Regions from separate parts of the Mus musculus genome. Here regions 1, 2, 3, 4, 5 and 7 are each linked to region 6. The links are chromatin loops, found by intact Hi-C in ENCODE. Cell type or tissue: heart. All regions are shown on one strand. Region 1 has its middle 19 kb from the start of Gm25375. Region 2 has its middle 2.8 kb from the start of Gm33502. Region 3 overlaps Gm46565 (a long non-coding RNA gene). Region 4 has its middle 70 kb from the start of Fam43a. Region 5 has its middle 54 kb from the start of Fam43a. Region 6 holds the start of Fam43a (family with sequence similarity 43, member A). Region 7 has its middle 93 kb from the start of Fam43a.

Region 1 (4,000 bases), 270 kb after region 6:
TGTCCCGAGAAGCACCCACCCCAGCCCTCCAGGTCCTGTCCTAAAAGCCACCAGGAATCTGTCCACAATAGTGGCTCATTTCCAAAACAATGTGGAAAGAAAGGAAGGAAGAAAACGTCCCAAATCACTCTTCACCCAAGACCTGCACTCAACAGGGAAGAATGAAATGAGTTCTGAGGAAGCAGGTGCTCGTGGCTGAGAGGATGCCAAGCGGGCCTAAGAACATCTGCCAGTCCTCAGGACCCAATAGCCAACTCTGCTGACCCCTCCTCCAGCTGACACAGAAGGCCTTGTGCTGGGATCCCCACTGCTCACCTCTGGGAAATGGTCCATCTGTTCACAGCTCACCAATGCCCCCAAAACACCGACCAGTGACACCACAGTGGTCTAGGCTGTGGGAACACACGCCCTCCTAACATTCACTCAAATTGACTGTGATCCTCAGATACCTGCCCGGCTTATTCTCTAAGTACCACCAGACTTGGGTCAACTTGCAAGAACTTGAGTTTAGCCAGGAAGGCAGTCAACATCTTGCACATAAATCCATACGGTGGATAGGCAGACACCTCAGCAAAGGAACTCAGAGTTGACACTTAACATTTGCCACCCTAATCCTTTTTCTCATGAGGTACACATCTCTTATCCCTTCTGGGTGCCTGCTATCTTGCCCTGAAATAGCCAGAGGCTAGGAGGTGTGACCTTAGTCCACTGAGTCTCATCAAAGACTCTTTTTTTTTTTTTAAGATTTATTTATTTATTTATCATATGTAAGTACACTATAGCTGTCTTCAGATACACCAGAAGAGGGCATCAGATCTCATTACGGGTGGTTGTGAGCCACCATGTGGTTGCTGGGATTTGAACTTCAGACCTTCAGAAGAGCAGTCGGGTGCTCTTACCCACTGAGCCATCTCACCAGCCCTCATCAAAGACTCTTAAAGTCTCTTCATAAGCTCACTTGCTCTGGAATTCATCAGGAGCCCAGGGTTCGGGGCATACCTAGTCTCTGGCCTCCTTTAGGTAGCTGCAAAGAGGCCCCGCCCCCTCCTCTTCATTCTTCCTTTGTTCTCTGTCTCCACACCCAGGGACCACAGCAGAGGCTCTCCACCATCTCTGTCCAGCAAGTCCCAGTCATCATGAGTCTTCAGGATTTTGTTTTTTTCCAAGTTAAACCAGAGACTCTGCCTTCTGATATTGACTGCCTTCAAAGAAAAGTCATGACGCACAATGCTGAAATATCACTCCTGCAAGAAGGGTGGGGGTGGTGGAGGCAAGATAAAGAGGCCCAAAGTCTCATCCTGTTTTTTCTTACACAGGAATAAAAGGACCAAGAAGGCATTCTGAGGAAACAGAGACTCTGAGGTTTAATGACCTGCCCAATGCCACACAGTGCCTTATATGGTAGAGTGTACTTCTTGCTAGTGACTCACTCAGAAAATAGATGAGGACAGGAAAGGAGTTTGAGCATATTCACTGAGTCGGGGCCGAACCTGTGTTGGGTTGTCCAAGCTAAAGGTTCAATACCTGCTTCCTGGCTCCGAGGCAGGTCCACTGAATCACAGCCCTAGGGAATAGGGGACAGGTACCCCACAGGCTGTTCAGAGAAGGTTTCAGTTTACCTGTGTAGGCTTCTGCCACACCACTCCCTCCTCCATTAACACCAGTTGCTCTGCCAGGGCAGAGTAGCAGCCTCTGGGAGGGGTACACAGGTAACTGCGGCATGTCCCGGACCTCAACCTCAGGACTGTCCCATGAACTACTTCCTCTGGGGACTACACATGCCAGAAACCTGAAGGAAGGAATGAAGACAGTTTAGTCACCGACTCTGTGCTCCCAACAGGACAGACGTCCAACTGCCTCATGGGTAATTCGAGAATCCTGAGTCCATACTTCCGCTTTGACAGCCGACTCTGTTAGTCCCTGCAACAGGGGGCGCTAGAGAGAGGCAGCCAGGCAGGAGGTGGGAGCCGGGATCTGCTTCTTCCTGTTTGTTCGCTGTCTCCTTCCTGAGGGCTTCCTGTTTCTTGGGCTCCCATCCCAGGCATTATTTTTCTCCTCGCAGCTTCAGTGGCATCTCCCACTCCCCCTCCCGACCGCCACCGCAATTTCAGTTGCATCTCCCCCGTCCCACAACCCCCTTCCAATCCTTGAACCGCCAACAGCAACAGCTGGCAGGTGACCTCTACTCATGTGTCTGAGCTAGAAGAAACTCCCTCCTCTTCCCTCATCCATAACTGCTTCTAATTACCTGTCAGTCTTTGGGCTCTTCCTGACTTTTTAAGCTACCTAGCTAACTTTCCTTAACAGCTCTTTACATGAAGTCCTGTTCTGGTAACTGGGCACTGACCCAGTATTGGGAGTAGACAGCCACTGTTGTGAGGTCTCAGGAGCTGTCCCTCTTTGATAACAATACCCCCTCACCGACAAAGCCTCTCTCCCACATACCTTTGATACAATGCTACTTAATGCTCAGTGAGAGCAACCTTTGCCCTACTGTGGCCTGGACATGATGCTGGTCACCGAGGCAAGTGCATGACTACAAACAGCTTTGTGACACCTTCCCCTGGGACCTATTTGTAAGGGTCCATGAAATATGACACCCCAGACTCAAATAGTATGCAAACACACAGAGTGCTTTATTCTGCAGAAGTCCAGCATGCTGGGGTCTCCCATTACCAATAGAGAGACAACCAAGTAAGCTTGCAGGCCTGATTTAAAGCACATTAGGGAAATCCAAGGTAGGTGACATCTATGTTAATCTGTTGGGTCCATCTCTATAAACATTCCATTACCAGGGTGTGGGGGCTGGACACTTGCTGAGGAAGTCTGGAAACTGCTGCTGACCCGTTGTCCTTGCTTCAGGCCAGGTGGCAGGCAGTTTCTAAGGCCTGGACTTGCCCGGAATTGTCCAGTTCTTGGAAACAGAGATTTAAGCCTAGTATCCTTAATTGCCTATTTGAAGCCTGTCATGGACTCAGCCAAGCCTTGTCACCATAAATGCTGTGGTTGAGTCCAGTTGAGTCCCCTTTTCCTGTCTTTCCATTTGAAACTCAAGAACCACAGACGATGGTTTGGAGGTTGTTTGCTTCCCTGCCCTCCAGCCCCACCCCACACACACACTCAGCTGTTAAGAGCTTGAGAAGGTGTTGTGGAACCTTTAAGAGGTGGGGAAATCCAAGATCAAACTGATATAAAACCCTGAGTCTAAGCTTTCTGGGTTTGTTTGTTTGTTGCTTGTTTATGCTTTGAGGGTTTCTTTTTTTTTTTTTTTTTTTTTCTTCTTCAACTAGCGCTTTTATTACTTGTTAATTACAGGGACTGTAAAGCTTTCTATAAAGGGCCAGGTGGCAAATATTCTAGGCTTTTTTTTTTTTTTTTCATTTTTTTTTTATTAGGTATTTAGCTCATTTACATTTCCAATGCTATACCAAAAGTCCCCCTTACCCACCCACCCCCACTCCCCTATCCACCCACTCCCCCCCTTGAGGGTTTCACATAGTGTATTTTTATCATATTTTCCCATCCCCCGACTTCTCCCAGACACCACCCTCCTCTCCTCATCCTCACCCTGCCCTAGACATCTGAAATGAGACTGCTTCCTTCTTCCCTGTGTGTTCCTACCACCCTGCCAAGGGCCCTCACTGGAACCTATGCCATTCTCTTTGAGCTTTTAATTTCCATAATGGTGAATTAAAGAACCTTGCTTTCTTCGGACATGACCTGATTCATGTGTTTCGTTATAGCAATGAAAAATGAACTGAATGAAAAGTAACACACTATAGAAAGCCAGGGCCCTTTTAGCCTGCTTACTGCCAACCCATCCTACAAATGAGAAAACCAGGAGTCAGAGATGGCAGGAGAATGGGCGGGGTCGGCGGCAGTCAGGGGACCACACCTCTAGCACACGTACTATGACTTCAGTGTTCCAGATCAAACCCCATCCCACTCTGTTCTAGATGTGTGGCTCTTGGGAAGGTTTTACAATCTCCTGGAGTTTCTT
Region 2 (4,000 bases), 190 kb after region 6:
CTGCGCCCTGCGGCTTCTGTGACGCACGGTGGCAGTTGCTGAAATTCTAGAGCAAGCTTATCTTCTTCATAGCAGAATCCACTGATAATAACATTAAAGAGAAGAGAGGCGGAGCCATTTTCAGACTCAGGGGCCAAGCCGATGTTTCTGAGAACATCATTGGATTCTACCCAAAGGATAGAGTGTTTCAACTTGATTTTTTAAATTAAGCAGTAGCCTTTAAAACTATCAAGTCCCACTGTTGTCTATTGACACAAGTCACATGCAGGTTAAATATCACTGAAACCAACAGCCCTTGAATTTGGGTGAGTGTCCTATACCTGGTGGTCTAAAGCTGTTGCTTAAAGCTAGTGCCTGAGAGTAGTCAAGGTTTCATTAGTGCTAACTTTCCTCGGGGAAACTCTAAGAACATTTCTACCAGCTGTTGGGTTTTATTTCCTGTTTATCTGTATTGTTCTACACTGTGTATGGTGGCATCATCTTCGTCTCCAGGAAAAGTGATGACACAGCATTTAAGTACAATTGTGAAACAGATGGACTGAGGCCATGATATCTCAAAGGGGAGGAGAGGGGAAGAGCCTCTTCTCTACGCTTATGGTTCCTGAAACCAGTCCTTGTGGCCCACTCACAATCATAAGGAGGAAGGGAAGGTGTGAGGGTCTCTGGGAGCCTCCTCTGCCCAGCTACATGAGCCCAGCGCTCCCTGCTGATCCGATCTCCTGGTTCCCAGGAAGCATGGCAGCTGCCATTTCCACCCAGCCCTGCTGCTTACCGCTTCTATACCCTGAGACAAGTCTGGACACCGTTTATGTCTTTTGGGGATAATACTTCCCCGAGGGCTGCAGCGTGCATCACAAACCTCGCAGTGGTTCATATGCTGGAGGTTTACGGCAGACATCTTTACTTCTGGAAGGAGGTGGGCTGAGAGGCATGTGTACGCAGAACACGAGCCCTTTGTGAGTTTACGGATGTTTCATGAACTGGAAAACATCTGCACAGAGAGATAGGCAGTTTCCATTATTATTCATAATGTACAAATGGTACAGTTTTGGAAACAAAAACTGAATAAACTGTTGGACTTAGCATTTGGAAGGAAGGGGGCCCAGGTAGTTAATAGATGAGCCTACGCTCTTAGACTATGGCGCAGGCTTACCCTCACACGTGTACATGTGTGCAACAGGTGAGTGCTTGAGTGCACACACACCATCCCAAACCTGTGCAGCTTCACTGTTTGAGCCCTCACTGACCCCGGACACTGCTCACACTTTACCTCTGATGAGTGGGACTGCAGGTCATGGAGACAGAGGGATGCTTTGCTTTTTATACTGCTCGATCTCCATCTTTGGTTCTTCCCACACCTGATAAGAACTAACAAAAAAAGGCTCTGTCCTCATCGGTAGGATTGTACTTCAGAACCAAAGTTTTAACTTTTCATAGAACTGAAACCTCCTTGGCTGTCCCCTGCATTTGGGGACAATTGTTTATCCAGTGCCCTGGCTGCTGCGGATCTTTCCAATTTGCTTTGGAAGGGAGCCTGGACTTCCTGATTTCCCCCAATCCAGCTCTCAGCTGGGCAACCACAGCAACCACACCCCTTCCTGTGGCTTCCAGTGAACCCTCCTAGTAGGAGAGAAGTGGAGAGGGGGGAAGAGGAGGGGTGGCGTGTTGGGCCCCTGCAGTGGACAACAGTGTCTGATGAAAACAATGTCACTTTACACACAGCTATGGCTGGCTAGATGTAATAACAGAGGCCTGGGAAAGGCGAAAACATGAAGAGATGGTAAGGGCAGTTGGCTCAAAACCTGGGATAGCACTCAGGAGGGCAGGCAGGCAGGCAGGCAGGCAGGCAGGAGAGACTGGGGGAGTCCGGTAGAGCCCCTTGGAGGAAGAGGAGGTAAAAGCTCAGGCTTTAGCTCCCCAGTGGTATCACCTCTTTTCTTCTAGGATTCAGAGGGTCTAAGGGTCCGATTCCACAGTGCAGTGGACCCACGAGGGCCTGGGAGCTGCTTCTGCCTGGCTTGAAGTGGCCACACACGCAGGCTAGCTCTGTCTGGCAGCCAGCTTTAATCAAGTTCCTGCAGAAACACAGGCATACTGTTAGGCATTACTCCCTCAGAGCCAGAGGAGGAGCAAGGCAGGCTGAGGAGGAGCCAGGCAGGCTGGCCTGCTCCTGGGTGTGTACCCACTTAGAGATGTCCCTTTAATTTCTCAAAAACACTTCTTGACAGCTCCTCACTGTGCCCCAGCTTGCAAGAGGAGCCCAATGCTGTTAATAGACCAGCATGGTGGGGGGTGGGGGCAGCTGGAGCTGTCTGTCCGACTTGCTGGGGAGCATTAATTAACCATCAACTATTCTGTCTCCAGAGCCTTCAGCACTAGGCATCTCTGGGTACCATTTCTGACTCTATAGAGTCATTCCCATGGCACTCTCACATGCCAAAGAGCCCCCCGGCCCGGCCCCCGCAACCAGTCCCCAGAGAAGGTTCTCTTAGCGTATTGCTCAGCAAACAAGCAACCCAAGCAAGGCTTTCTTCTCCAGCCACCTTTGGGGTGTTATCAGGGCTAGGCTCAGATAGGACTCTGTGAATGTTTGCATTTTGGAAAGTGCTCGCCCTTGTTAAGGAAGAAGCAATGAATGAGAAGTGTTTCTTTGTCCTCATTCAGTGTAGGCAAGCATAAAGCAGGCTCTGAAATGTTATCTGTTCAAAATTCAGGTGGCTAAATATTAACCAAGAGCGTGATTGGTATTCCCTATTAGCACAGTGTCTACCAAGTGTCAGGAGCAAGCTATTGTGCTCAGGCAGGCCCTTGGGAGGAAGCCTGCCTCCAGCAAGAACAGGCGTCCCAGCTTTCAAATAGAAGTGAGAGTGCCCTGAGATGCCAAACTCCCCTTACCCTGCTCCTGATAGACCTTTGAGGTAGCTATTCCATTCTATGCTCACCACAATCCCTAGTGTCTAGCTACATCTCTAAGCATACAAGCCCCCTTGCACGGTGGGGTAAAGAGTATTTACCTGGCATGCCCTTGCTGAAATGTTTCTATTACAGTGTGAGGCTCCCTTCTGGGTTATGGATAGCACAAACGTTTCATCTGGGAAGTCAATTGCAACTGGATTGCTGGGGCTGCTGGGAGCTTTGTCATGATAGCCAAAGTTTGAAGGGTTTCAGATATGTGCTGGTGCTGCGGGGAGGCTATTTTATATACATGTCAGGAATCTTGTTGATAGGGAATATGACCTCTTCCGGGACGCCTGCAAGACTTCCACCCACCAAAACAAATCAGCTTTTCCCTCTCTGTGTTCCCTGGCCATCTAACCTTGTATCAAGATGATTTGTTTTGACTTAACTCCTCCTTTGCTGCCCTCTGGGTCCCTCTGGGTCCCCCTGAGTCCCTCTGGGTGGGACGGTGTCTTTTTCATGTGCATTCTCCTTAGGATGCTCCACGTTAGTGCCCAGCTGTGATGGTTAATCTTCATTGTCAACTCAACTGGGTTGGTTTGGAGTTACCTAGAAGACACACCTCTGGGAGACACACATCTGAGGATGTCTAGAGAGGTTTAGCTGGGGAAGATCTGCTCTGGGTGTAAGTGACTCCATACATGGGCTAGGGTAGTTACACTGAATCCACAGAAGAATCACAGGAAATTCAACTGAGTACCAGCATCCAGCCATGTCCCCCTGCTGCCTGACTAGACACAATATGACCAGCCACCTCCCACTCCTGCCACCACTACTCCCTGACTTGATAGATTCTCTCCTCAAACCATGAGCCAAAATAAGGCCATACTTTAGTTTCTTCTGTCACAACAAGAAATATAATTAATACGCCAAGGCAGGTGGTGGAACTAGATCTCATTTCTGGGGAGCACAGCTATGGGCAGACTCCTCTGGGATGCTCTTCAGGCCCTCCCTGCTGCCACTGCACTCCTATTGGGTAGATGTTGCTTCATATCAGGGGTGGGAGCCATTGGGGTCTGGGGTATCTCTCGGGAGTGGGAAT
Region 3 (4,000 bases), 340 kb after region 6:
AGTTCTTTCAACAAGACACCAAGAACCTGGAAACATCTGGCCCCAACTGTACCGCCACCACGTGGACATAAATCTAACCTCAAGCAGTAAGCACAAGCTACAGTAAATATCTACACATGGGTAAGTTTCCAATATTACCTTTGCTTCAAAGTTGAACTGAGGGCAAGGTCTGAGGAAGCGGCTCCGTGCAGAACAGTTGCCTAGGATGCAAGCCCCAGCACAACATATGGAAAAGATGTGAAGAGACTTAATTGAAGATTTGTGCAATTTAATTTTTAATGATGTCGTATTTAATAAAGAGACGACAAAATCCCTGGGAAAGACACATTTGTCCCTGACAAGAGAACACCCGGGGCCACACACGGGAAGGCTCTTCTCCACTGGGGGCAGGAGTTGAAAGGCCACAGTAATACAGTGACAGTCACCCACAGTAAATCCACTCTGCGCAGAAAGGTCAGGCTGGCAAGCTATGTCTAAAGGGTACAGATTAAAATCCTATTGCATTCATGGTCCCCAAATAATTTCAATTTTAGTACTTTTGCAGAGTCCACAGTATTAGCCCAGCCCTCCCTCCTGCTTAAACCACAGTCCTCTGGGCTCTACTGAACCCCTCTTTTGTTTCTGTTAACTAAAGGTCAGCACAGAGGTCAGAGGAAATAGCATCTATCCTGGAAACAAAGACTTGCAGTTCCTGTGCATTGAATCAGCAGGACCAAGAATACTGCAGATGCCGGGGGAGGGCTTTTGTTTTGTTTTGTTGTTTAAACTGGGGATTTCCAAAGCAGATGTTTTTGTAAGTCACACATTGGCCGGGCATGGGCAGAAATCCTACATTGTAAACTCCTCTGAGGATGGGTTAACCAGCACATTCCAGCTGTCAGATGTTAAGAGCCAAGGCCACTGACCCAAGGCTCCTAATTCAGCAGTTCGTGTTAGCAGATGTTTGCTGCCTCCTTAGAAAGTCTTAGCCTGGGTACGTTCCTCTCACATCCTCTACAAGGGTCTCATCCTCAGATCAGCAGATCTATGTGTTGGGAGGCCCAGGGCCCTGGGGACTGCTGTTGCTGCTGCTGCTTCTTCTTCTTCTTCTTCTTCTTCTTCTTCTTCTTCTTCTTCTTCTTCTTCTTCTTCTTCTTCTCCTTCTCCTTCTCCTTCTCCTTCTCCTTCTCCTTCTCCTTCTCCTTCTCCTTCTCCTTCTCCTTCTCCTTCTCCTCCTCCTCCTCCTCCTCCTCCTCCTCCTTCTTCTCATTATTATTATTATTATTATTATTATTATTATTATTATTATTATTATTATTATTATATTATTATTTACACTCTCTGGTTAGGAACGTTAATCAGTCCTGAAACTTTAAATACCAGTGACTTCTTTTATCTAAATATTTAGTGTAAATAGTTTTATTTAAGTCAAAGAGCGAGGCAGGAGGAAGAGTGGGAGAGAGGGGGGAAGGGAGGGGGAGGTGGAAAGAGGGGGAAGAGAAGGAATAGTTGCAATACTCAGATTAGCCAGTAGAGGGTATCAGTTCCCCTGGAGCTGGGGTTCCAGGCAGTTGTGATCCGCTGGATGTGAGTGTTGGAACAGAATTCAGGTCCTCTTCAAGAGTGGTACATACTTAGCCTCTGAGCCTTTTCTCTAGCCCCTTAATAAGGAATTTATATTATCTATTAATTAACTACTATAGAAAATAAGATATTTTAATTATTCATTTATTTGTGTTTGTGTATGTGCACATGTGTATGTACATGTATGTGTGTTGTGCATGTGTGAATGTGTGTAGATGTGTGTATGTGCCATTGTATACATGCAGAGAACAGAGGACAACTTGCCAATGTTGGTTCTCTACATCCACCATGTAGGTCCTGGGGATAGCACACAGGTCATCGACCTTGGTGTCAAAGGCCTTTATCCACTAAGCCATTAATTTTTTAAAAATTAACTAAAAAAATCTATAATAGCATTTTATTGATATGATTATGTTAATATCTTTCACTCATAGCGAACATCTTTTATTTTTATTTCACTAGAGTTAATGATTTTGGTTTGCTTAGCTTTCTCTTACCATCTGGCTAGGTCAACCCATATCCTTAAAGTCTGTCACCGAAGGTTTTGCAGGGTTGAACTCATCACTAAACTTTGCCAGTTCTGTTCTCCTCCAGGACTGCCATGCCCAGCCTCCTCCCCCTCCCTCTCCAGCCTTCAGTTCCTTTTGACTGCCTGGGCACCCCCTTCAGTCCTCGGTGGTCTCCTGCCTCCTGGGCGCCCCCTTTAGTCCGAGATGGTCTCCCACCTCCTGGCCCTCATACATTCTTTGGTTTCCTTCCTCATGGGAGCAGTTTTCCTCCAGAAGTTTCCCTGAGATAGCTAGCTAATGGGAAGCCAATATCCTGGCATTTTTGTCTCTGAAGATGTCTCTAGTCTCTGTTCACATTCCATGCTCTAATAGATATTCAATATCCTCTCTCTGATAGTCTTGTATTTCACATTGATTTCACGCATGTCATCGTTCACTGGACAAGACACGTATGGCCTCCAGTCTTGGAACCTTCTTGTTATTATTTCTTTGGTAATCACTTTCCAACTTTCTCGTGTTTCTTTCTCTACAATTCCCATTGGGCAGAATTTGGGACATCTCTTTTTGCCTGGTTTTCTACCTGTGAGTGCCTTTTGGGAGCCAGGAGGGTTTCCTTAAATATATCACCCGATCATGCTTGCCTTCTGCCCATGGGATTTCCCAGCTTAGCTTTTGTTTCTAATTCCTGGGAACCTTTCATGGGTATGCCTATTCTTTATAATTAGATCGCCTTCTAATCTTCTTGAGGAAGCGGTTCATTTGACATTTTCTTTTCCGTCGTGCATTTCACTTGAGTGAGTTCTCCTCTGACTGTTTGGATCCCTGTCTTCTGTGTGGAAGGCTTTCCTTGGGCATCTGATGAACCATGGCTATCCCGCTATGGCCAAATGCTAACAGGAAACCTGGCTGCACAGATGGCAGGAGACTTGTGGACCTCTTTGTAGGATGCTCGGTGGGGTCCACTGGTATTTTCACTTAGACCTTCAAATGGCAATCACTACAGGTTTTCCTGGGCAGTTCAGTATCTACAGAAAGTACAAGGGTGCTTCAAAATACCTGTCAGGATAAGAGCCTGGCAGCAGTCCTCAAGTCGGGCAGCATGGGCGGGACAGCCCTGGTCTTCAGCGTTCATACTGTGCTAGCTCCTTGCTTAGTCTGGCTTCCCCATCCTACCCGGCTCTCCAACCTTCCAGGCTCATCTTCTTCAGAGAAGAAAGTCCCAGTCCCCAGCATGACAGGGAGAGCACACTCACTGGTGGGAGCCTGGGTGGGGCTGACTTTCGGTACACATTGTTACACTTTATCCATTGCCAGCTGCCATGTCCTTGGTCACCCTTCCTCTCTTCTCGTCCAGCGCCTCCCACTCCTTTGCCTTCCAGGGCTTCCTCCCGGTAACCTAGCTTCTTGCTGTCTACAGCTCTGTCTCTTGAGCATACGGATGGAGGCGTATTCTCAGGTAAACAATGACGGCTCTCCGTCTGACCCACTCCCCATCTCTGAGTAGCATGATCTGAAGCTACAGACGTCTTTCATTTCACTGGACTTGAGGTTTACCTTGGGGCTTTGTTCTCCTCTGTTTGGGGGTGACTTCTAAAGGGTGAAGAGGAAGCAGTATGCCATCAGTTACTTCCTGAACCAAACCATACAATTGACTCCCAGAATTGACACATCTTCTCAACAGCTCCTCAGAGCCCCAACTTGTTGGGGAGCTGTTTGTACTTGTTCAACAAACACCTTTAATTCCCTTGACAGTCATAGGACACTCACTAGGCATAGCTACCTGTGCCTGTAATCCCAGAATGTGAGCCACTGGGACAGAAGGATGCCAACTTTGGAGCCAGTCTGAGCTACATAGTGGGAACCCGTGTCAAAGAGACAGACAGACCAAACCAAAACAAGATGCTTGGTTTCTTCCCCTCCCTCAACAC
Region 4 (4,000 bases), 68 kb after region 6:
AGAAACGGGCTAAACAGAAGCTGCCCTTTGAACAGCAGCATCCTTCTTGGTCCCAGGCCCAATAGCATCCTCTTTGTCTCTGTTGCAGACAGTTTTTGCCAGGAGCAGTCTGTATTTTCTTAGTGTTCAGTGTGAGATGCCAAAGCGCTTCCTACCATAGATGACTTGAAGCCATAATGTCCATTGCCTCTTGAATGTCAGTCCTTCAAACTATCTCCCCCAAACTGAACAGTGGCAAGGCTTTAGCGCTTTAGGTTTGCTTTGTGTAAAAACTAGGCCCTTGCCATGCTTTGACTATGCTTGGCCCAGGGAGTGGCACTATTTGGAGGTGTGGCCTTGTTGGAGTAGGTGTGTCATTGTGGGTGTGGGCTATATAAGACCCTCATCCTAGCTGCCTGGAAGCCAGTATTCTGCTAGCAGTCTTCAGATGAAGCTGTAGAACTCTCAGCTCCCGCTGTACCATGCCTGCCTAAATGCTGCCATGTTCCCACCTTGATGATAACGGACTGAACCACTGAATCTGTAAGCCAGCCCCAAGTAAATGTTGTTCTTGTAAGAGTTGCCTTGGTCACAGTGTTATCTGCTCACAGCAGTACAACCCTGACTAAGGCAGCCCCCACAACAGTGACACTGGCTGCATTCAGTGCAAGGGAATGCTTGCTGAGTGCTCACTGTGTGTTAGGCCAGGCTAGCTCAACGCCTGTACGATTTCACGTCACTGATTCACTAGTGTGGGGGCAAACAAGTTATTAACTCGTGTGCTCAAGCAGGCTGTGCTGCTCATTACGTTGTTCCACAAAGGTAACGACATAATGACATTTAAAAAACAATGTTTGAAATCCTAGTCTAGATATTTGTATATAGTCCCAAAAGGATTGTTAATAAATAAAAAAAGTTTTACCCTACTTCTCCCTCCTTTGGTGGAAACAATAGTGTGTGTTCTCCCTGGACCGCTCTCTGTCTCCCAAACTTGTTTCAGAAATGTGAGTGTCACTCGGTTGAGGGCCACAGGGGAAGGACTTGCTTCTAGGAGAAAGTAACTACTTTATAGGATTGTGCCACCTTGTGTTCACTTCCCCTGCAGGGTGGCCAGGCCATTGCTCACTGAGCTGGACAGGAGGGAAGGAAGCTTGGCACGGCATGGGTGAGACGAGGGCAGGGTGTCTGTCATTGATGAGTGCTCAGGCAACAAACACACCAAAGAACAGCTTCAGAGAACTGGTTCAGTTTAGTGGGATGGGGGATATTTATGCTCCTGGGGAAGTGGCCAGGGTCTCAGGGCAAGGTTTGTAAGGTTGTGTGCCATTGGCCAGGACAGGGGTGTTGTACGATGCTTCATCTGCATACCCGGGGGCTGTTGGGTGGGGATGGGGGGACCTTAGAAGGTCAAACAAGGAGTGAGGCCTGGTCACTGTCAGGGTAATGATTTCTTACTAAGGTTGATGGTGGAGGAGCCAGCTTTATGGCATCAGGTTGGGAGGAAGCAGCTTGCCAACTCCTGTTGTCCTGATGTTTGAAGTATCTGTGGTTGAAGCTCCCTCTGTCCTTCCTCCATAAACCTGGGACATTACGGTCCCATAGGACTGTATCCAGGCAGGGATATGGTCACGACTTTTGGCTCTCTGTCTATCTGTCCCTCTCACTGGTTTATGGTCAGGCCATGTGTAGCTTCTGGGCCTTCTATTCACACCTGATGTATGGGAAACTTAAGTGACTACATTGAAGGTTCCACATATTAGCACATATGAGCATTCTTACCCTACCTGAAGCCAAGTGACAAATGCATGCCTTGTGCTGGGTGTGCCAGGCAGCTGAAAACCCGTTAGAACTTAATTAAACTCATTCTTTACAGGCAGCAATGCAGACTCCTCGTGTCAGGCAGAGGCATCTTTTTGGGTCTGTGATTGCACTTTGGGTTCATCTTTATCCTTTCTCCAGGCAGGTCTCCACATCATCTCTTCCTCCACAGAACCCACGTGGTATGTACCAGAACCACTGCTGGGAGGTCTCCCTCCATTGGTCTGGGCCAAGCCTGTTCCCTCTTATAATCTTCTGCATGTGACCCTGCCCTGGAGAACTACTGACCTCTTAGGCTGGCTGGCCGTTCTCTCATGTCAAGACCTTCATTCCAGATCTCCCAAGCTTCAGACAGGTCCAGTGGGGATGTCTAGCAGGTACACTGAGTTCTAAGCAGATACCCAAGGTTAATAAAGTCCTATACTCGCCAGCCATGCTCAATACACCGCATTTACTCTTTCTTCCAAAATATTTCTCAAGTCTGTAAAGAAACTTCAGCCTTTTGTGAGCAGTCTGTTGTTACTGGACGGAGAAGGCGTTTCTCTGGTTCCAGAGGTTTCTCTTGAGAATGTGTAACCATTGCTCCAGCCCCATAGCAACCTGCTAAGAGCTGCTGCTTTCCTTGCATAAACACACAGTGCTTCCTGTTCCTTCCCAAGTCAGAGCTGGAAAAGCTCACAACTCGTGCAGTGAGGGACTCATTGATGACAGAAGGGAATAAGCTTGGCACAATATAACAGGGTTGCATGTTATTCACAGGGGAATGGTTTGCGAATCCTACGTCATCCCAGCCCACTTCTGCCTCCTCGTAGCGAGCACTCTCTTAGATCTTAAGTCTCGAAGTCTCCACCTAGAAAAACTGGAGCAGGAGCCTCCTCTTGTTTTCCCACTCAGTCCTGATGTTTGTCAGAGCATCCCTCTCTCCCTCCATAGCTGGTGGTGGCACTGACAACTTCATAAACACTCTAGGGTAATGGTTTTACTGGCTACAACACTGCAACCAAACCTAACTAGAACACAAGGGCCCTAATTTTCATGTGTGTATAGATATTTCCCTCAACTTGAGATGCTTCCTGCAGCATGTAAGAAGACTCATAAATCTCATGGAGCTAATGACACTTGGAAGACTCGGAAAGTTCTAGATTGACAAGGCCCCTTCCCAAGCTCATGGACGCAGCAAACAATTCCCAGGAAGGGGAAGTTCTTGGGTCTGCAGATTTGTCCGTGATGCTTGTGGATTGTGGATGCAGTTTTCACAGGCTACGCAGGCTTTTCAGTGATGCAACTTCTTTACGCTCCCTTTGTTCTCGTTTGTTTTCTATTGTTGCCATAAACAATGGAGGAGACCAGAAGCAAGTTAGGGGAGCCAACAGTTTCTATCAGCGTACACCTCCATCACTTAGGGAAATTAACCAGAAGCGATGGAGCAATGCTGCTTACTGGCTTGCTTCTCTCAGTTGCTCTCTGCTGCCTTTTTTATACAACCTGGGCCCACTGTCGTAGGAATAGTGCCGCCCAGAGAGGGCTAAGTCCTCTGGCACCAATAAGATCAAAAGAACTCACAGATATAGCCACAGGTCAAGCTGATTGAAGTAATTCTTCAATTGAAGTAATTCTTCAATGGACACAAGGTGGATCTAGACTGTGTTAAGTTAACGATTAAAACTAACCAGGATACCTGTGCTCACGTAAGAAAACCCAATAAGCTCACTGCTTCATTTAACCGCACTTGAATAGAATTATTTCTTTGATCTGTAATCAGGGCAGAGGCTACGTAGATTTGTTTGCTCATGTTTCTCCAGGAAGAGTTGTCTAACACAATAATAAAGGCACTCCCACCCCACCCCCGACACCTGCCTTTGTCACTACCACTGTCTTGGCTTCTTCTCTAATCATCTCTTGCCAATCTGTAGCACAAGGCTCCTCTTCTGTCTCCAACAACTGCCTGTCTTGTTCACATTGCTGCGTCTGGTCCTCATACCATAGAGTTTTACACCTTCATAGTTTCCAAACTATCTGCTTTCAGCATTTGCTTACTCTTTTAAAAATCTCTCAACGGGTGAGCCTTGAAGATATTTTATGTGCTAATTATCTGTTGATATTTGCTGTCAGTATTAAATCAGAAATTCAATAAAAGTACCTTTTACTCTTGTGTGACCAACTGGAAGATATTGGCTCGCTGGGCTGCATGCATTTTTCTAAA
Region 5 (4,000 bases), 52 kb after region 6:
CCCTTCTTGTTCAGTTTTGAATGTGAAGCAGACATCTCCCTCTGTTCACTTTTTCCAGGGCTTTCCAGTTTTCTTTTAAACTTACTTGTTATTACTGTATATGGAGGGGGCGGCATAATATACACAGGGCACAAGTGCTGAAGCATGTACTTGGAAAATAGGACAACATTGTACAGTTGGGTCTCTCTTTTCATCTTCCTGTGGGTTCCAGGGATCAAACTCAGGTTGTCAGGCTTGAGCAGCAAGCCTTTCAACCCAGTAAGCCATCTTGCCGGCCCCAGGATTCTTCTTTCTTTTCTTTTTTAATATGTTGGAGCCAAGAGTGGTGTTTGTCTTTAATCCCAGCACTTGGAAGGAAGACACAGGCATATCTCTGTGAGTTCAGCTCCTGCTTGGTCTATAAATCAAGTTTTAGGCCAGTTGGGGCTACACAGATGTAGAGGAATTTTAATCCAGCAACATGGCTGCTCTGGCAAAGGATTACATCCAAAGACCTTCTAGATCTGTGTGATCTGTCTGGAATGAAGACATGCTAAGCACCTTTAATCCCAAACAATGTAGGTAAGGTTAGATTGTAGAAGAAAACACCTTTGCTTGAAAGTGATATTTAACAAAATGAAGAATCAGAGAAATATTTGGCAGAAGGAATTAGAGATAGGATACACTCAACTCCCAGGAGAAGAAAAAGGAAAGAGCAGCTACTTAAGAAAGCAGGGCAGAGGAACACACACACACACACACACACACACACACACACACACAGAGAGAGAGAGAGAGAGAGAGAGAGAGAGAGAGAGAGAGAGGGAGAGAGAGGTTTTACAGGGTCAATTTTACAGAGACAGGTTGCAGGTGAAGACAGAAGAAGCCAGAGAATGAGAAGGAGCCAGAAGTTTAGCACACATCGCCACAGATAGTGTTAGGGCGAGCAGAGCCATTCAGTCAGAAGCTGAGAGAAGCTGGGTTGAATCATTCAGCTTGGAGAGGAGTTTGGGCCAAAACAGTTGAGTTGTAGCAACCTGTTGGCGCTCAGATAGCATTAGAAAGGAGGAACTCATTCAGCAGGAAGTCTCCAACATGACAATCACGTCTGGTGAGCAAAAATTACTTTTACATATAGAGCAGCACTGTCTTGGAAAAACAAAGGGGGGAAAAAAAAGAATATGTCTTAGAGTTTCCATGGCTGTGATAAACATCATGATCAAAAAGCAACTTGGACAGGAAGGGGTTTCTTTCACAAACACTTTCATCCTCCAAGGAAGTCAAGGCAAGAACCTGGGGCAGGAACCTGGAGACAGGAATGGATGCAGAGGCCATGGAGGGTGCTGCTTACGGGCTTGTTCTCAGGGTCTGTTCAGCTTCCTTTCCTTTGGCACCAAGGACACCTACCCAAGGATGGCACTGCCCACGGTGATCTGGGCCCTCCCCCATCAATCATCAATCAACAAAATGCAACACAGGACAATCTAGTAGGGACATTTAATCAATTGATATTCTCTCTTCCCAACTGACTCATTTGTCTCAAGCTGACATAGAAAGCAGATACTGCGTAGTCATAGATCCTCAGTAAAGTAGAATATACACAGAGCCTCAATAGGATCTTCCTTTCCCCCCAGTGCTTAAGAAACAGTTTGGTATTCATGATTTCACGTGTTCAAGCAACACTCGGACACTAGCAAGATAGGGACACCTACCTGGGGAAAGCCCCTCAGATCCCTGTCAGAAAGGACCAGTGACACTTAGGAAAGTGTCTGGGGAGAGAGGGTGGGGTGTGGAGTTGAGATTCCTGAATAGATCACCCATCCCTCCCACTCAGGCCCTGGCACAAGAGAAATATCCAGATCTGCTTCCCCAAGCTTTTCCTTCTTTAGGGAAAAATTCTAGTGCCCCCTCCCACCCCCAAGTACAGAGCAGGAAACCAATAAGTCCAGGAAAATTTTAAGACAAAAATCAAACAACAAACAAACACCTTAGTTGATAGGCTAAGAGTGCCACAAAGCCACTAAGCAATTAGAATCCTCTGGGCTCCAGCTCCTGAGCGGATGCCATTTTGGTAGCCAGCCAGGTCCTGGGAAGGGAGACACCAGGCCTCCTGAGCCAGCATTGGCAGGGCCTAGCCAGGCAGCTGGGCTCCAGTCAGTCGCACAGGCCCCTGGAGAATGGAAATGGGACTTACCAAATTCAGTCTTGTCTCTGGAGAGAAGATGGGGGTGGCGCCTAAGGGAAGTCAACCCTAGGAGGGACGGTTCACCTGCTTTTCCTGCCCATCTTACTCCAGGATCCACATCTGCCCCTAGCATGTACCAGGAGCGCAATCCATGTGCACAAACACCTGCACAGCAGGACCCAGGCCAGGGCTTTCTCTGCTTTCTAAGGGTTCCCACCCCAAGATGTTTGTAGGACTCCAGGCTCGTTCTGATGAAGTGTCTGATGTCATGAGGGAACTGGGGACCGGTTGCTGAGAATAACAGGCTAAAGGAGGCCCGGAGGATAAAGTGGCTGGAAGTGGCTCCGAAAGCTTGGAGCTTGCAGGAAGGGAGGAGAGAACACCCCGAGGGCCGCTGGGCGTGGGAGGAGACCTAGGCTTCCCTGGGGAAGGGTTCTCTTGGAAGTGTCCCATTTGGCCTTTTGTCGAACTTCTGGTCCTCTTGGATGGGTTTTCCTGGGAAAGACTTGCACTTCTATGATGAAAAACTGTTTCTTTTGGGTAAGTTCCTCGAAGAACATCCTCAGAAGGTGTGACTTGCAAGGGCTGATGGCCTGAGGTGCCACAGGCCTGGAAAGGGCTGTCCACACTTGGCTCTGTCTGGACTTGTAAATAATAACACTCTGTCAGGTACATCCCCTGGCTTTGCAGGGTGGGGACGAGAAAGCACCCGGGGCAACAGTGGGAGGTAGAGTAGTGGAAGTGTCTACTCTGGAGCAGACCCCAGAAGGCTGGAAGTGGAAGCTGAAGATGAAAAATGAGCCAAGGTCTGATCAGAAGTCTCCTCCCTTTTGATATCTTCTCCTACCTTCGTCTCCACTTCCTTCTCCTCTCTTCCCTTCCCGTGCTGGCTAGTGTTTATTGACCACTTGATACAGGCTAGGGTCATTCAGAGAGAGCAAATGTTCATTGAGAAAGCACCCCCATTAGATTGGACTGTGGGCAAGCCTGGAGTACATTTTCTTGACTAATAATTGATGTGGGTGGGCCCGGGTCACCCTGGGTGGTGGTGTCACCCTTGACAGGTGGTCCTGGGTTCTGTTAGAAAGTGGGCCAGACAAGCTGTGTGAACAAGTCACGGCCCTGTCCTCTGCTTCAGCTCCTGCCTCCAGGTTTTTGTCTTGAGTTCCAGCCACTTCCGTGCTGGACTGTGATGAGGATGTGAAAGCCAAATAAAGTCTCCCCTCAAGGTGCTTTTGCTCGTGGTGTTTTATCAGAGCAATGGAAACCCTAAGATGCTTCCCTTTCCTTCTCTAACTTCCGGAAGGAAGGACCGAGTTAAACACACCCTGATCACAATTTGTTACGATCTTTGGTCCCTACAAAATCCCCAGTCATATTTTACTCAAATACTATTCTCATCTCCCCTCATATAGGTAAGGAACTCCAGTACGCATCTGAGTGGTCACTTTGTTCGCTTGTGTTCTTGTACAAAGGGTATGGTGTGTGCTTGTTTAGGACGCATGGTGCTGTAATGTATGCAAATGATGTGAGGTTTTATGCATCTCGTTTATTCTGCTTTTGTTATTCGGCAGTGAAGTTTTAAAATTGTTCCATACTACCAACTGTGCACCTAGACAATGGATCTTAATTGCTACATCCCTACTGTACCCAGAGGAACTCAGGCACTGCAGTTTGCTTCTTTGCTTCCCTGAGTGGTTCTTTAGGTCCGGTGGTGGCCTTGCTGGGTTGAAAGAGTGGAGGTTGAGGTGCAGTCTGAGAGTTTGGCTGACAGCTAGAGTTGAGTGGTTGTGACTGCACATCCTTGGGAACTCGCTAGGCTGCTTATAGGCCGCC
Region 6 (4,000 bases):
CTTCCCTTCTCTCGACCAGTGCCTGCAACCTGGTCCCTTTAAGAGACCAGAACTGCGTCCGGCGTCGCAGCCCTAAAGGGATCCTCTCCTGTGCTCCTCCCCTGTCCGCGCGGTGAATGGTTCGTGCCGGCCTATATTAACCCGAGATCTTCCTCCCGGACGGCAATGATGTGAAGCGAGCAAGTCGGCTACCGCGCGCACGACCACAGAGGGCGCGCTGCAGATCGCCGAGAACCCCGAAGCGGAGCCGGACACCCCCGGAGGGAAGCAATGAGGTAGCGGCAGTCCCCGGAGCGGACGATGTGCGCGTCCTGCCCTCCGAACCCCGCGCTACCTTGGCCGAGACGGCCGAGCGCGAGTCTCCGGCGTCCCCTCGGAGCGAGGATGCAGTGAGCTGCGGGACCGCTGTGCTTGGCCCGCCGCGGCCAGCCAGACCTCTCGGACCACACTTGGGGCAAGCTGCTTATTCAGGGACCAGTCCAGCCAAGGGGCTCGCCCTCTTCTGCACCCACTGGGGGTGGGGAGCACCGGCCCCTGGGCGCACTGCTGTAGTTTCCGCGGCTCCTGGCCCTGGCCCAAGACTTGTGTGTGTGTCACGTTCGCTGAAGAAGAGTTCCAGCTTATTTCTCTCACCATCCCGGTTGCTTTGGCCGAGCCGCCCACCTTTATTTATTTGTACGCACTCATTTGGCCTTTTTCTAAAATATTTTCCGCTCCGCTCTCTTATTTTGTTGCTTGTTTGAGACTTTTGTCCTGGTCCTCCTCATCTAGGCTTCTCTCTCTCTCTCTCTCTCTCTCTCTCTCTCTCTCTCTCTTTCCTGAATATTTTTTTCTAATATCCTACCCCAGTCCCTGCGGGGTTCCCAAGCACTATCTGGCCTCTCCTGCCTCCATCTCCCTGCCCCGGAGGTCCTCCCAGCCTGAGTTTTATTTTTCGAGCTTGCCCGGGCCAAGCGTAGCCTGGGTTGGTGGCCCTGCGGGGCTCTCACCCCGCGCTCGGCCACCGCCGCCCCAGCCACTCCCGGGCGTCCTCCGGAGATGCTGCCGTGGAAGAAGCACAAGTTCGAGCTGCTGGCCGAGGCGCCGCCGCGGCAGGCGTCCAAGCCTAAGGGCTACGCTGTGAGCCTGCACTACTCCGCGCTCAGCTCCTTGGCGAGAGCCTGCCCGGAAGGCGCGCTCAGCCGGGTGGGCAGCATGTTCCGCTCCAAGCGCAAGAAGCTGCACATCACCAGCGAGGACCCCACTTACACTGTGCTCTACCTGGGGAATGCCACCACCATCCAGGCGCGCGGGGACGGTTGCACTGACCTAGCGGTGGGCAAGATCTGGAGCAAGAGTGAGGCCGGCCGTCAAGGGACTAAGATGAAGCTGACCGTGAGTGCGCAAGGCATCCGCATGGTGCATGCCGAGGAGCGAGCGCTGCGACGTCCCGGCCACCTCTACCTGCTGCACCGCGTCACCTACTGTGTGGCAGACGCGCGGCTACCCAAAGTCTTCGCCTGGGTATACCGGCATGAGCTGAAGCACAAGGCGGTAATGCTACGCTGCCACGCGGTGCTGGTGTCCAAGCCGGAGAAGGCTCAGGCCATGGCTCTGCTGCTTTACCAGACATCAGCCAACGCTCTGGCAGAGTTTAAACGTCTCAAGCGGCGGGATGATGCGCGTCACCAGCAGCAGGAGTTGGTGGGCGCACACACCATCCCACTAGTGCCGCTGCGCAAGCTGCTCTTGCACGGACCTTGCTGCTACAAGCCGCCAGTGGAGCGCAGCCGCAGCGCTCCCAAGCTGGGCTCCATCACCGAGGACCTGCTTGGGGAACAGCAAGAGGAGGAGCTGCAGGAGGAAGAAGAGGAGCATCTGGAGGACTGCCTGGAGGAGGAGGAAGAAGAGGACGGTGTGGGGGATGGGGATCCAGCAGAGGAAGAGGCTGAGGCGCAGAGGGCGCTGGTGGTGGCCATGCAGTTGGAATGTGAGGACTTGCTGGACCCGCTGGAAAATGGCCACGAGGAGGCGTTGGGGGACGGCGGGGTCTCGCTGGGCCCCAGCTCGGGGACATCACTTCCTCTGTCAGTCTGTGCCTCAGACATGAAGGCCCAACTGTCACAGCTTATTAGTGACCTGGGCGACCTTAGCTTTGGCAATGACGTGAGCACCCTGGAGACCGATTTAAGGGTGACACGCCTGCTGTCGGGCGAGAGCACAGGCAGCGAGAGCTCCATCGAGGGCGGAGGCCTGGATGCCACCCCTGTCAGCCCTGGCAACCCATCGGGCCCTGCTGACAGCACCAGCCTAGATGAGCCCTACTCGGGCTAAGCTGCCAGAAGACTTCTCTGTGCGCCCCTCCCAACATACACATAGTGGCTCCCCAACAGTAGTTCTATTCCCCCTAACCTCCAGGAAAGGGAAAATGATGCACTTGAAGCCCAGACCCGACTTTGGAGTTTTCTGGGGAAGCTATTCCCTCTTGCTAGTTGCCCCAGCGCTTTGGCTCAGAGGTGGCTCAGGTTGTGAACAGGGGGATGGGGGGCAGGGAGGGCGAGAAGCACTACAAAGGTGGGTGAGGGAGAGCTGGCTGAAGTTGGAAAAGGCCAAGGGCGGGCTGGAGGTGCCCAGCAGCCGGTTTCCTGTTTGTGAGGCAGCTGGGGCTAGGGAAGGAGGGGTTAACTTCCTCTCCAGACCCCCTGACTGGAAGGCCTCTTTCTGTCATCAATATCTCATTAACAAAGTCACTTTCAAAACGTTGGAGGCTTCAATGCCACTTTACCTGCCCCCAGTTCTTTCGGATAGGGGAGCTTGGGCTGTTTACCTCAGACTCAAACTCTTGAAAGTTTGCCAAATTTCTCAAATAACTCTTCTTGGGGGGGGGGGCAGTGTATGAAAGTCGTGTTTTGTTTACAGTTAAAGAAACCTAATATCTAAAAAACAAAAAAGGAATTTTCCTTTAGAAATACACACCTTCCTCTGGCCCCAAAGCTCCTACTCCATGATGCTATGTAAAATATTTTTGCACTGTTGTGAAGTATTTTTGACTTTTTGTTTTTTGTACATAACTGTGTTCTCGGAGCTGAATGTTTATATCTCTTTTGCTGTGCAAAAGATACCTGTAAAATGTTGTACGGTTGTATATATGGAAATGTGTATAAAACATTTTGTTATTTTTTTGAGCAGCCTTGTTTCAGTTCTGTTGGCATGTCAGCAGCGGGGTGAGAATAAAGAGGAAAAGCTGTCAGAACAGGCGAGAGCCTCTGGAAATGCTACCCCAGATGATTGGCGGGGAGGAGGTGGGGGCGGGGTTGTGCCTCCAGTTTTAGTGTGGTCCTGCTGTGGCTGGAAGAGAGCCGGAGGTGAGACCTTGCCACCCATAGCGTGCTTTTGGATCAGACCAACTCGGGGTGTTTTATCTGTGGCCAGCCTCTGTATATTTCATATTCCCATTGTGTGTGTGTGTGCAGTTTTGCTTGCTTGTTGCTTTTGAGACAAGAGACGCACTGTGCGGCTCTAACTGGCCAGGAACTTCCTAATACAGACCAGGCTGGCTTCAAATTGAGAGATCTGCTTGCCTCTGTTTCCCAAATGTTGGGGGTCAAAGCTGTGCAACATTCGTTATGCCTGGCATATGGATTTTTTTTTCCTTCAAGCTAATTTTGGAGAGGTCAGTGTAAATTCAACTGCCCACGCTGTTTACACGAGTCACGTGGATGGCTGTTTACTGAGTGACTTGCCGTGTGCTGAGCTTTTTTTTTTTTTAACCACCTCCTGTGGGTTGGCCTAGTGACCAAGTACAAACATAATCTATAGTCCTTTTCCTCTGCAAATTGCCACGGTGCTTTGGAGACCGGACTAGCACCCTAAAGAGGGACTCAGTGGAGTGAGGCCTTTGTTTTTCTCTGGGAAGAAAAGCAAAGAGAAAAGTTGTAGGCCCCAGCCACCCGGGGGTGGGGGGTGAAGTGAGTAATGGCGCAGGTGGGGCTCGGGGAGACAGCTTGAACTGCCTGTTTCC
Region 7 (4,000 bases), 91 kb after region 6:
TGCTGCTCACTGAGTCAGCTCTCAGCATGATGTGGGAATGAACCCAACTTGAGAACACAGCAAGCAGGGCTGGGGGTTGAAAAGGAGACAAACTGGTGTGGGGAGGGGTGGGGGGGTGGGGGGGTGGGGTGGGGGTGGGGGGGTGGGGGGGGGGAGGAGTACCTGACATTTTGAGGTCATAGGGACATTTGCCTTTCCTGTTTTTTTGTTTGCCCAGAATATAATCTGTTCTTTCCTATTTTAGGGACTCCTCAGTATATGGATCTTACTGGAGGAGGCAGGCCACTGTCTCCTGTGAAAGAGCACATGGTCTAGTGGTCTCAATGCCTTGACCTTCAGGGACTAGGTAGGGAGGCTGATTCGAAAATTTACTCCCAAGATAATTCAGACCATCTTCAGTTTTCTCAGGAGTCCCAGAGAGATCTGAGAGACGTGGGCTTCAAGCATATTTTGGGCTTCAAGCATATTTTGGCCATACTTCAGCCTGTCATATGTCCTATCTCCTGGGACCACAAAAGTCCTGGTGCAGGACAAATCAAAGCAGGTGGATTCTCTTAGAGAGGGCGTCCTCAGCTAACTTTGGTTCTCCTTTTTCCTTCTGTTTTGCAGGAAGGCGTGGGAGAGAACCAAAAGCAATTAGCTGCTTGTCTTTACTGTCTGGAACAGTGTTTACACACTTAAAGTGTCACCAAGGGCTAATTGTAACTGCAGAGACGGGGAGTGGGTAAGGAAAACCAGACTGGAAGCGAGTCCAGGAAAATATTGATTTTTTTTTTTTTTTTAAAGAAAAGGAGTAGCAGCCAGGCAGTGGTGGTGTACACCTTAAACCCAGCACTTGGGAGGCGGAGGTAGGTAGATCTCTGAGAAACCTCCCTGTCTCAAAACAAAACAAAACAAAACAAAACAAAACAAAACAAACAGAGTGAGAGAGAGAGAGAGAGAGAGAGAGAGAGAGAGAGAGAGAGAGAAATAAGGAAAGAGGAAAAAAACGATAAAAAAGAAAAGGTAATTGAGCTTCCAGTTTGGGTGGTTCAAGGGCTTGGCTCTGTTGCGTAAGGGCCCCTTCTCCTTGTTGCTTTTTCATGGTGGACGTTCAAGGGTTGAGCTTGTCCTTGTAGCAACCCATTCTCAGGAGAATTGTAAGCTGGGCACGGTGGCACACACCTGAGATCCGGCCCGCAGAATATGGGGACAGCAGGGTTTTCAGTTCTAGGCCCTGAGCGATATGGTAAGACCCAATCTATGAGCTTCAAACGATTAACAACAAAAGAAAGGCCCCAATCCCTAAGGCGGTGACTTAAATGACCGCCACCTCTCCTAGGCTCCAGTTCTCACTCTGCTATCACATCGTCATACTGGATGCGAAGCCACAGGAGCACAAGCGTTTGGGGCACAAACCACATCCAACCCTTTATCTAGCTTAGATGGGAGGGCGCCTTCCAGCTTACGGTTTAACACGTGTCCCTTGGCATGGTTTCCCGTGTGTCTTCCGGTGGGTGTGTCTTCCGTTGCTCCCCCATCTTCTCGCAGTTTGGAGTCTTTCCAGGAGCTTGAGAAGAGGAAAGCTGTAGGTTTGCCGGGCATTCCTCCTCCCACACCTCCTCACCTTCCTTTCAAATCATCTAATTTCTTTCAATCATTTCGCCTCTCTCTGTCTCTCCCACTGTCTTTGTCTCTGTCTCTCTCCCCAAATGCGTACATAAACGACTAGGAGCGTGAGGTAGGCAGTAGACCGTTCTTGTCCCCAGGGACTTCTTTGCCCGTGCATGGTTTTCTTTGCATTTTCTTAGTTAATCCTGGAGCTTTAACAAGCCCATTCAAAACGGCCCCAGCTCACTTTTGCTTTTACAATCCTAATTGCTTTTCCCTTTGGGGAGTGAATCACAGGCTACATTTGCCAGCACAGCCCAAGTCCAATCAGATTCACTGTCCCACAGTTGTAGAAATGACGGATTCATTGTCCCACAGTTGTAGAAATGAACGTGCCTGGGAAGTGGGTCCCAAGGCTCTGTCTGATGTGTGACCTTGGGCTAGTCAACCCTCCTGGGAGACAGATTTCCTCCTCTGTCAGGCAATGGGCAGGACTGGATGGTCTCCAAGGACCCGACAGCTCCTCGAGACCCTGAAGTTTATTAAAAGAGAAAGCATTCATAAGATTTATGAGTGGTTATTTTTTAATTATAAAAACAAAACATGTTTGTGGCAAAAATTAGAACAATTCAGAAGTATGCAAAGCCAAATTGTCTGTGACCCTTCCTTCCTCCACCAAACCCCAGGGACCTTTTGGGCCCTGTATTTGCCAAGAGCACTTAATGCCCTTGTGTGATGCTGACCCCAAGTGACTCCAGTTCCCTGGATAATGAAGGGCTGTGCTGGGAAGAAACTGCATGCACTCTTACAGAGGGCTCCCTTTTCCTTAGAGGACAACCACAGACTTTAGTGTTGTTTAAGAGCTGTGGAACTCTGCTGCTTGCAACCTACCTCACTTATATTTTTATCAGGAAATAGAACATAGAATCCAAGCCTTAGGTTTGCACGGTCGGTCATGTCTTGAGAGGAGAGCTAGTGACTAGGGAATCCAACTATCCTATAGCAGCCACAATGGAAAATACAGGCCCAGAGATTAGACATTGATTTGAGTGCTCTGGTCTTTCAGCCAGCATGAATCTTGCCTTCTAATGCGTGTCTGTTTTTAATCAGCTGGAGTTGGAGTCTGTAGCTGAGAACAGAGATGATGCTTATTGTTACAGAATGGCAATGAGATACAGTATATACTACCTGCTGTTATGGGGGTGGAATCCATGAAGAGGCATGGACCAAGGACTCCTGACCACCCAAGCTGCTTTATCCCTTCTGTTGTAGCCCCCACTTGCCTCTACAAGGGCAAAGGCAAGGTGCGTGTGTGTGTGTGGGGGGGGGGACTTGGGAGATGAGTAGAACTCAGAAGGGAGAAGGATGGTTGGTGCTGAGGCAGGGGGAGACCTGGGAAAGGTGTGCAAGGGAGGGAGAGAGCATAGGCTGCTTTTCTCCAAAAGAAGATACAAGTGTGTGTGTGTGTGTGTGTGTGTGTGTGTGTGTGTGTGTGTGTGAAAGGGTGAGAGGCTAGACCTGGGGCACTCCAAGGGGCTAGATAGAGAAGCTCAGTGGTTAGACCTGAACTATGGAGAAAACAACTGAAACCACAGGCACATAGGGAGAGAGCGACCAAAATGTCTGGATTATATAGGGAAGAGCTTCTGGGGGAGGGGCAGCTTCAGGGAAGAGGGTGGGGTATGCTCTGTAACAGGTAGGGACTGAGGGATGCTGGGAGAGCCTGGTGGCCAGGTCAGACTTGGTGTGTAAAATATGCACCTTGGCTATTTGTCCTGGGTCTGAATCCCAACAAACTCATCATTAAAATACTGCTCAGTATTACTGTTATCTCATTCATTCATCTATTCATCTGTTACTGGGTGAAAGTTTCTTCTCAGCTTTTATCTCCCCCACCCCCACTTCTTGGATGGCTTCAAACTCTTTATGTAGCCAAAGATGACCTTGAACTTCTGATTCTCTACCCTCTTCCAAGTGCTGGAATTCCAAGCATGCATTACCACACCTAGCTTAAGTGATGTCTGGAGTCAAATTCTGGGCTTTCTGCATACTAGAGAAGAACTCTATTAGCTCAGTTTACATCCCCAGCCTCAGGTCTTGTCTTGAAGAACAAGAACACAGTCAATTTAAGAAGAAGTTTTCTTCCAAAGGTGAAACAAAACAAAGCAAAGTAGAGAGAGGGAGGGAGAGGGGGAGGGGAGGGGGAGGGGAGGGGGAGGGAGAGGGAGAGGGGAGGACTGGCCCACTGAGTTAAGTGCAGCCCAGATGGAACATGGAAAATTACAACTTTGGGTTATTGATGGGCAAGTGGATTCTAATAGCTTAAAAGGTAGATATCTGCTTAGCTCTAATGCTGATTAAAGTTTTTAGTTTTGTTTTTTGTTTTTTGTTTTTTTTAATAAAGAGGGCT

The links. Peaks named below come from ENCODE experiments on the same cell type or tissue, not always from the same donor. Only the 100,000 strongest peaks of a DNase experiment are listed, where the experiment ranks them.
Region 1: a loop joins it to region 6, with 6 times the contacts of the local background. A loop is called at or near these places in 20 of 42 quality-filtered maps.
Region 2: it touches region 6 in a loop (4-fold over the local background); 8 of 42 quality-filtered maps call a loop at or near these places.
Region 3: it touches region 6 in a loop (3-fold over the local background); 11 of 42 quality-filtered maps call a loop at or near these places.
Region 4: a loop joins it to region 6, with 2.1 times the contacts of the local background. A loop is called at or near these places in 15 of 42 quality-filtered maps.
Region 5: a loop joins it to region 6, with 3 times the contacts of the local background. A loop is called at or near these places in 14 of 42 quality-filtered maps.
Region 7: a loop joins it to region 6, with 7 times the contacts of the local background. A loop is called at or near these places in 8 of 42 quality-filtered maps.

Annotation. Positions count from the first base shown.
Region 1 is chr16:30,868,303-30,872,302 of GRCm38, forward strand. No RefSeq gene overlaps it. Among named protein-coding and RNA genes, the nearest start is that of Gm25375, 19 kb to the right of the region's middle. In heart, a CTCF peak has its summit at 1,934 (motif pointing right); a DNase peak (open chromatin) is centred at 1,969; H3K27ac peaks cover 690 bases.
Region 2 is chr16:30,788,640-30,792,639 of GRCm38, forward strand. No RefSeq gene overlaps it. Among named protein-coding and RNA genes, the nearest start is that of Gm33502, 2.8 kb to the right of the region's middle. In heart, a CTCF peak has its summit at 2,125; DNase peaks (open chromatin) are centred at 712, 1,592 and 2,132; H3K4me3 peaks cover 1,269 bases; H3K27ac peaks cover 3,847 bases.
Region 3 is chr16:30,939,362-30,943,361 of GRCm38, forward strand. All of the region lies in intron 1 of Gm46565 (a long non-coding RNA gene), which reads right to left. Among named protein-coding and RNA genes, the nearest start is that of Gm46565, 11 kb to the right of the region's middle. In heart, CTCF peaks have their summits at 79 (motif pointing left) and 1,534 (motif pointing right); a DNase peak (open chromatin) is centred at 790.
Region 4 is chr16:30,667,633-30,671,632 of GRCm38, forward strand. No RefSeq gene overlaps it. Among named protein-coding and RNA genes, the nearest start is that of Fam43a, 70 kb to the left of the region's middle. In heart, no CTCF peak of the experiment used is centred here; a DNase peak (open chromatin) is centred at 2,470.
Region 5 is chr16:30,651,884-30,655,883 of GRCm38, forward strand. No RefSeq gene overlaps it. Among named protein-coding and RNA genes, the nearest start is that of Fam43a, 54 kb to the left of the region's middle. In heart, no CTCF peak of the experiment used is centred here; DNase peaks (open chromatin) are centred at 2,118 and 2,538.
Region 6 is chr16:30,599,562-30,603,561 of GRCm38, forward strand. It overlaps Fam43a (family with sequence similarity 43, member A), which reads left to right and starts at 162. Exons shown (of 1, transcript NM_177632.3): 1 at 162-3,236. The coding sequence starts at 1,039. The coding sequence ends at 2,313. In heart, CTCF peaks have their summits at 220 and 1,994 (motif pointing right); DNase peaks (open chromatin) are centred at 180, 1,110, 1,980 and 2,540; H3K4me3 peaks cover 3,406 bases; H3K27ac peaks cover 3,485 bases.
Region 7 is chr16:30,690,761-30,694,760 of GRCm38, forward strand. No RefSeq gene overlaps it. Among named protein-coding and RNA genes, the nearest start is that of Fam43a, 93 kb to the left of the region's middle. In heart, no CTCF peak of the experiment used is centred here; DNase peaks (open chromatin) are centred at 1,461, 1,951 and 2,331; H3K27ac peaks cover 358 bases.